Regions from separate parts of the Mus musculus genome. Here region 1 is linked to region 2. Evidence: chromatin loops called from intact Hi-C (ENCODE). Cell type or tissue: left cerebral cortex. All regions are shown on one strand. Each heading gives the region's core, and the rest is flanking DNA. Links, peaks and the distances in the headings are about the cores only.

Evidence for each region. Peaks named below come from ENCODE experiments on the same cell type or tissue, not always from the same donor. Only the 100,000 strongest peaks of a DNase experiment are listed, where the experiment ranks them.
Region 1: it touches region 2 in a loop (2.0-fold over the local background); 3 of 42 quality-filtered maps call a loop at or near these places.

The regions. Positions count from the first base shown.
Region 1 is chr10:78,347,601-78,351,985 of GRCm38, forward strand. Agpat3 (1-acylglycerol-3-phosphate O-acyltransferase 3) reads right to left here and starts at 4,100. Exons shown (of 10, transcript NM_053014.3): 1 at 4,027-4,100. In left cerebral cortex, for the core only: no CTCF peak of the experiment used is centred there; DNase peaks (open chromatin) are centred at 2,511 and 3,771; H3K4me3 peaks cover 1,102 bases; H3K27ac peaks cover 138 bases.
Region 2 is chr10:78,298,526-78,302,910 of GRCm38, forward strand. The region is part of intron 2 of Agpat3 (1-acylglycerol-3-phosphate O-acyltransferase 3); the gene reads right to left. Among named protein-coding and RNA genes, the nearest start is that of Gm30122, 37 kb to the left of the region's middle. In left cerebral cortex, for the core only: no CTCF peak of the experiment used is centred there; a DNase peak (open chromatin) is centred at 1,761; H3K27ac peaks cover 1,242 bases.

The DNA.
Region 1 (4,385 bases), core at 63-4,062, 49 kb after region 2:
ACATGACCAGGGAGCTCAGAGGTTAGGGAGAAGTCCAGTGCACTCAGCAGGCAGCCTGTGGGACGTGGGCCCTGTGGAGCTCCTAGCTTGAAGCTCTCTGCATGAGCCTGACTAAGCTATCCTCTGCCGAGACTCTCCCTCATCTGGCTTGCCTCCCTCCAGCCCAGCCTCCTTTCCCAGACCTGCTTGGGGCTCACCACTCAGCATCTTCCCCGGGGACCTCTTGCACTCTGAACTTCATTGTGGCACCCATTTCCCACGTAACTCTAGCTGATGCGGTCTTCATTTAATGATCTGCCTAGGCTAATGAACTACTAAGGCAGCTTAGCAGTTAAGAGCGCTTGATGTCCTTATTTAGGACCCAATCTGCCTCTGGCAAAAAAAAAAAAAAAAATCTCCTCAATCTACACCACACTTTTTGAGGGACTCCGACTTTCTGTGTCTCTCTCTAATAAAAGGCAAACTGGTTCACTCAATCGATCCCTCTAATTACACTAGAACAATGACTGAGATCAGAAATCAATCAATGGGAAGCCTGACTGGATCACCTGCACATGACTCTGTGAGAGTGTGTATATATAAAACTGACACGGTGACGGCATTCTCTACAGCAATGAGATACGCAAAGCAGAGGCAGGGGCTGGAGGATGCCACATGGCATGAGGACCCACATAAGGGAGCCCAGTGCAGCAGCTCAGACCTGTAATCCCAGTGCTGGAGAGGCTGCTTAGCAGTTAAAAGTGCTTGCTGCCCTTACAGAGGACGCAAATTCAGTGTCCAGCAGCCACGGGTGACTCACAACCACCTGTGACTCCAGCTCCAAGGCAGAGAGGTCTGGCAACCACTTCTGGCTTGCAGAGGTACTGGACACACAGCGTGCAGGCACATGCACACACACCTGGTCAGTGGGGAAAGAAATCTTTAAAAAATAGGAGGGGGCTGGGGAGGTGGTTAAAAGGTTAAGAGTGGGCACTGGCTGCTCTTCTAGAGGGCCATTCGACTCCCAGCACCCACGTGGTGGCTCACAGTAATCTGTTACTCTGGTTTCAGGAGATCTAGAACCCTCTTCTGGCTTCAGGAGATCTAGAACCCTCTTCTGGCTTCAGGAGATCTAGAACCCTCTTCTGGCTTCAGGAGATCTAGAACCCTCTTCTGGCTTCAGGAGATCTAGAACCCTCTTCTGGCTTCCTCCAATACCAGGACAAGTGTATAGTGTCATCACATACATGCAGGCAAAACACTCACACACCTAAAATAAAAACAAATCTTTCTTTAAAATAATTAAGAATAAAGTGGAGAGCAATGAAGGAAGCCAGCCAATGTTGACCTCTGAACACAAAGCCCCAACCATATGCATACCCACACAGGTACACATGCACACTAAATAAATAAACTTGTTTTTAAAGCAGGGATGAATGTAATATCAGCATATACTATTGAATGCTCCAGTCAGCAAATTGTTAGAGGAAGAGCACCCTTAGCCAGCCAGCAGAGACAGGGAGACAGAGGGCCAGCAGAGACAGGGAGACAGAGAACCAGCAGCAGCTGGGAGAGCCTGTGTCCTGCAACAGCTCTCTACCACACTACTCTACACCCACTGCCACTGTCTTTTATTATAGCTCTCACCTCAACTTCCCAAAAGGAATGGAGACACTGCCCATTAATGATGCATGGTTCCTGGGTCACAGAGGGACCTTTGGGCTCTCTTTGGGCCTTTGGGCCACTGGCACCCTGATCCAATTGAGAGCACCTAGCTTCTTCGGCTTATTATCCTAAGTGATGTGAAGCACTCCAGCCAGGAGGGAGGCTTCTGCCTGTCATAACCTGAAAGACTTAAGTGTGCCTCCACTCACCCCTACTAACATCTAAAACATATCCTGCCTGTGTGTCTCCCATCCACATGTGAGGAAGAGAGGTAGCCATGGCAAGGCACCCAACTAGTCCAGTAGCCAGTCACAGGTACAGCAAGACCCACGTACCTCATCAGCCTGTCTCTCCATCCCTACAACTAAGTACAGATATGCCCAGGTGACAAGTGTACACTGCTGGACTTTGGCTGACAAACAAGATCAGAACATGCCGGACTCTAAACAAAGCAGCAAGACTGTCCAAAGAAGAACCGCTATTGCAACCGCCTGAAACAAAGCATCGTGAGGTTAATACGCTCAAATTAACCCTGCAGTCACTATGAGGTCGTTCTAGGAGTGACCCATTGTCCAGTTACTCACTTTACAAATCAGGGGAAAATCATTTATATGGTCCCAGTGCTCTTCGGTTAATGGATGAGGACAAACCCCCATGGAGTCCGAGTCCCTAAGTAAATGTTTGACAGAACTCAGCCCAGCCCTAGAGCAGCAGAAACTTCTTAATGAGAAGACTAAGCAGCTACGGGGCTCATGTCAGACGAGTCAGCAAGATGCCGCTGGCCTAATGTGGCCGGTCACACCCAGAGACAAGCTGTTCAAACCTCGCCACCCACAGAATGAGATGGGAAACATCACAGAGGTATGCAAAGGCCAAAATGTGGTTCAGAGTCTGTCAGCGTTTGAGAGAAGGGAAAGTAGTGTGGGGTACACACAAGGAATGCAGGGAAAGCAGCCATTGCTCTGGCAAGAGAGAGAGTAGGGGATGCCAAGGGTCCAGCACTGGATCTGAAAAAGCAGTGACACTGCAAAGCCGTCGGAGAAGGGAACACACACAGTTGGTACCAGCTCCATCCTCTGAGAGGCTGGACCAGTTAACCAGCACCAACTTGTTAGGAGTGAGCTTGGATTAACGATGCCATTCTAACTCCTGAAACAACAATAAACTTCCATCTTTGCTCATCCCATACTATACAAAGATCTTACTATGCCCTACCTGCCTCCAAGTGGGCCAGAGACAGATGTATACAGATTTTTACTACCCTGACTGGGCTGGAGGAAATCAGAGTCCCTTTGCTCTTCATTTAAATTCTGGCTGTGGAGATTTGTGACATAATCCAGGACAAGTGGCTAGCCTTGCTCCTCAGACCCCAGTGTGTTTCAGAGTCTGTTAGCACAGAGTCGCAGCTATATGCCCCAGAAAAGAAGTAAACAACTCCTCTACTGCAGTAGATGCTCCTTTTGTAACTTCTGAAGTAGATCAGTTACTTTCTGTTCAGTTTCCCCAGTCCCCTAGAACACACAGGCACTGTCCTTCCCAGGTGCTGGGCCTGTTATCTGGGAGCAGCTTAGGGTGAGACAGAGACCTCCCTTCATTTCCAGCATCCCTCCCATCTTCCTTCCCTAGGAGACACTGTATTTAACCCACTTCCCACCAATTCCACAGGCAACTTCTAAGACCTAGACCTTCTGCCCTGCTGCTGTACAGATAAGAGCAGGTGGGGGCCACACACAAGGCCTCCAGTAGGTCCAGACTGAGTTAGGTCAGACATCCAGCTGACATCCACCTGCTGAACATAGCCATGCTGAGGAGCACATGCCACCAAGACCAAAGAGAGGCTGGCAAAGCCATTGCATGTAACTGCCTTTGGAAACAACGTAATTACAAAGCACAGAGTGTGATACTAGGAATCAATCTTATAGGCTAAATCCTAAAGTTGGAAGGAGTCCTGCTTACCTAATAAGGGGAAGGGACAGTAAGGGAGTGATCAAAGTGCACAGAGACCCCTTTGAAAGGGGCACAGTCCATTTCCCAATGTCATCGAAGCAGAAAGAGCTGCTTCCACTCAGTTCCAACAGCCACCAACCCAGCACCCCCAACCGGCACCCTGTGTCCAATCCCAGAATCCAAGATCTTGGCTCTGGACGAGTCATTCCAATCTGTCTCAAATCCAAGTAGCCTTCTCGTTTCCCAGGAAGAAGAACCCAGTCTCTTAAGTATTCTCTTAGAGAAGACTTTCCACACTGCTTTAAAAAGTTAGGTTTGAAAGGCCATTTCTAAAATCATTTCCCTGTGCCCCTAAACTTCTCTCGAAGTTAAAAAGGAAACCTGAATATATTTTCCACCCAGCTTAAGTGTTCACAATCCTCCTGTCGTAGGTACCTGGGGTCAACTGCTCCGGGGCTCCAGGCCCACCGTGGACAGGTGTTTTCCTCCAGAGGCTCTGGTTACTGAATGACCCCAGCGCCTGAGTGAAACGTGGAAATTCACAGTCGGCCTTTGGTCTCAAACGCCAAAGTCAAGAAAAAAAAAAAACAACAACAACCGAGCCCTCGCACCTTCCTCCAGGGCGTCCCACCTGCAGCCCTCCCTCCGCGTTGAGCAAGCAAAAAAGTGAAACTAGCCCACAGGGCCCCGAAATCAGGCATGGGGGGCTCCCCCAGAGCGAGGAGCCGGGAGCCGAGCAAGGTTCCCCCCGGAGAGGGGCCCCAAGGCCGCCCAGGCCCTCTCGTCGGGCCCCG
Region 2 (4,385 bases), core at 78-4,077:
AATGACCCAGTATCCGCTGATGGAGGTGGTGAATACACGCAGCAAGGCAAAACAACACAGAGAAGGAGAGGGGCCCCTAGGCTGTGTCTGATGAGGAGGAGCCAGAGATGAAAGCTAAGCAAGAACTACAGTCCAGAAGATGAAATGACCCTCCATGCTGGCCACTCAGAGACAAGGCTGGAGACTGGGGTGTGCCTGGGCTAACAACTGGTTCTTCCCGAGGAGGTGGAGGTACTTTCTCACCACTGTACCCCAAGTTTAGCTGGTGCTAGCCCTGCAGGTGTGTGTGTGTGTGGGGGGGGATATTTTCCAGTTGTCATACTGAATACGTAGAAACACCTAGAGCTGGGGCCTCCGGATGTCACACAACATGGCTGAGAGCTTCCAGGAAGGCAGGATGGCAGACCAGCTTCAAGAAAGTGTCTTAACACTCAGACTCACAGTCCACCACTCCCCCGGCATGCAGTAGACAGGTCCACACAGGGGCTCATAGCCTTCCCTGTGAGGAACCACCAAGGCCTGGTTCCTTAGCCCTGGGGCTAAGGGGCTGACTGACTCAGGTTTTCCTCAACTCTGGGTCCAGCATGCAACTCAGGCTCAACACTGTAGCCTGCAGCCAAGCCACCTGGCCCTCCAGGTCACAGTGGAACAATAACAACCCACAAGTCTCCTGGAGCTACCAGAACATTTACAAACCTAATTCTGAAAACACCTACCTCACATACCCCTGGAGTCTAAATAATTTCCCTTTTAAAGATTTGATTTTATGAAAAGGGATACACTCACTTTTGCCATCACCCGGAGAATGAAGTGGAGTGACAACAGAGACGGGGGTCACCACAGGCAGGAACTTGGCCCAAGAAAGGCACAATGAAGACCTCTGGGGACTGGGACCGAGTGTTGAAGGCACAGTCACAGTGTCCCATGACAGGTCAGCCACTGTAGCTATAATACACCATCTCCTGGGACATGCAGCTGCCAAACCATAGCTGCAGACTCCGCACTGGTTGTCTGAGAAAGACTTTTGTACACCAAGTGACTACATTATAAGGCACAGGTGTCCCCTCCCCTGGAAGACATTAATTATCCATTCTTAAGGTAACCCTGGCTTCAGAGCAATAGGGTTTGGGGCACTGTTTTGCTTTTCATATTTTTTTGGGCACGAAGTAGTTATTTCTACAATTATGAAATATGAAAAAGCTGAAAGACAGTTGGGTGTAGTGGTGTTCACTTTTAATTCCAGCACTTGGAAGGCAGAAGCAGGTGGGTCTCTGTGAGGTCAAGGGCAGCCTGGTCTATGTAGTGAGTTCCAGAACAGCCAGGGCTATGTAGAGAGACCCTGTCTCAAAGACAAAAGTAAATGAAGAAGAAAATAGAAAGACAATATTGAAGCCCACAGCTCAACGCACCATCGGTGGAGAAGAGGATGGGACTTTGTCACTGTGCACGTTTTGTTTTTTCTTTGTGGTGCTGGGGAAGGAATCCAGGACCTTGAATGGTTTCTGCAAAGATGCTGCCTCTGACTGATCTCTACCCCCAGCCTGGAGAACTTCCTAGTGGATCTCTGAGCTACACAGACTGCATATACCTGGCATGGTGAACCAGACCTCATGTGTCCAGGAATAGCAACTAACACCAACTTTTGTCGTCCCGGTGGTTTGTCTCTAGATACAACTGCTCTTTCTACTGAAGCCAGCACTTCCCCAGCAAGACTCTGTGTGTGGCATGTCACCCACCCCCACACACAGACAGAAATTTCTGTGAACCAGCATTCCCAAGAAAAAAAGAAGATGAGCCACACCAATGACTCACAAGGCAGCCCGATACATCAAAGCTGTTTCATTATTTCTTACATTTCTGTGACTGTAGAGAGACGGAATCTTACAGGTGCAGAACTAAATCATCCTGAGCTATCTTCAGCCCTCTTAAGAGATATTCATAGCCCACCTCTGTGTTTGATGTAATATTTTTATGATTGAGGCCAATCCTTTTGGAATGTACTGAGTCCCCTAATTCCCACCAATTGAGGGTTACGAATGCCATCTGACAGCATCTGAAGCCTACGTCAGAGGCTTCCCCATTTTGCTTAACAACCTACCAGATGTTTCCACCAAGGTATTTTGATACTACCTTAATGTATGACTTCTTTGTTCTGTTATAAAAATTTCATATAGCTGTTACTACACTGCGATATGGTGGGGTATTTGGGGGTACCCTGAATCTGTGTGCCTGGGCTTTGGTCACTGGTATTTGGCTCCAGAATAAACTCTTATTTCCTTGAGTTACAAGTTGTGTTGCTCATGGGCAGTTCTGGGCACCTAAATGTGGGGCCTGAGGATGCTTCACAGTCACTGGAGGAGTAAGATGGATCAGAGCAGGGTTCTAGCCCGAGTCCTGCTGGGCTGCCCAGGAGGCTTCCTTGTTCATGCTGATGAGCTTTCTGGAGTGGAGAGCTCCCTAGGCTGGCTGGCTGGGCCGCTGGCTTATTCTGATCTAGTTATTAGATTTAGTACAAAGTCAAGAGAAGAGAGGAAACGTTTCTCCACTAGCATTTCACATGTAAGGCTCCATCTGGCTGAGTAGCCTTACAGTAGTTCTCCCCTCCAGGCTTCATCTCAGTCTTATTCCTTTGGTTCAGGTCCTTCTCATGGCTGAAGATGTAGAGACGCCAGCTTGCTACTCTGTTTCTCTCAGGAGCTCACTCTATGCTGCAGGTGCAGGGATGATTATTTGCCTGTGTGGCTTTATTTAGAGCAAAACCCAACCATCCCTAAAGTTCTTCAAAGTAACTGGCAAAATCTGCAGTCGCTTCACTTTACTTTTATTTTCTTGTTTGTTTGGTTGGTTGGCTGGTTGGTTTTTCGAGACAGGGTTTCTCTGTGTAGCCCTGGCTGTCCTGGAACTCACTCTGTAGACCAGGCTGGCCTCGAACTCAGAAATCCACCTGCCTCTGCCTCCCGAGTGCTGGGATTAAAGGCATGCGCCACCACGCCCAGCCTGTTTGTTTGTTTTATAACAGTCTCACTCTGTAGCTCTGACAGTCCTGGAACTCACTATGTAGGCCAGGCTGACCTCAAACTCACAGAGATCTGCCTGCCTCTGCCTCCCAAATGCTGGGATTAAATGTGTGTGTTACCACACCCAGCTCATTTTACATTTTTATAATTGTGCTAAACTTATTATTCTTAGCATACCTCATATATGACATGTGTATTTAGAATGGCTTTTGTTGTTGTTTTTAGAGAGAGGGTTTCTCTGTGTAGCTCTGGCTGTCTTGGAACTTGCTTGGTAGACCAGGCTGGCCTTAAACTGATAGAGTCCATTAAATGGACAGAGATCCATTTGCCTCTGCCTCCTGAGTGCTAGGATTAAAGACTTGTGCCATCACTACCCAGCTTTAAGATGGTTTTTGACAGCGATTAGCCTTTATAAAACAGTATGTTCAAGGCCCTTCTCTTGGACAAACATAAGATACAACTTAAAAGAAGAAGAAGGAGGAGGAGGAGGAGAACAACCAACAACAACAAAAGAAAAAAAAAAAGTCATTTAAAACTTGCTGGCCTGTTACTTCCTCCACCTTATTCCCCACACCTTGGGTTTTTTGAGACAGGGTTTCTCTGTGTAGTCCTGGCTGTCCTGAATTGGCTCTGTAGACCAGGCTGGCCTCAAACTCAGAGATCCGCCTGCCTCTGCCTCCCAAATGCTGGGATTGAAGGCGTGCGCCACCACTGCCTGGCTTCCAGCGGCAACTTAAAGTTGACAGATGACACTAATGTGCTTCATCACACACAGAGCTTAGGCTTGGCTCCTCTTTCACAGTGGCTTTGGAAAGCTTTAACCCACTGTGCCTCTCAGCCCCTGGGCTTCCTTGAATGTTGGTCTTGGTAACATTTATAGAAAATCTGGCTTATAGAACAAGTATTTTTTATTTTTATTTATTTATTTACTGATACAGTCACTTAAAGCTCTGTGGTTAGATTTTATCCAAATATCTATATGTTCTCCCATTGGCCAAGGGTTTCTCTTGCTAGATAGCTACCCCTTGACAGTGGGGAAGTCTACAAGGACAAGGAGTTATTAGGACTGGGAGATGGCTCAATGGATACTTGCCATGCAAACCTAAACACCTGAGTTTGAGCCCTGAATCTCATATAAAAAACACATGTGCCATCGCAGGACTCACACTGTGAGATGGGTAGAAGAGACAAGAGAACCAACCAGAAACTCACAGCAGGGGGTAGCCTGGTATACACCGCAGTGACAGCAATAAGAGACCCTGCATCAACAATGAGTATGTCGAGAACCAACTCCTAATTGTCTCTGACCTCTACATGTGTAGCATGGTGCATGAGTGACTTTACTCCCGCATGCAAAATAAATGTTTT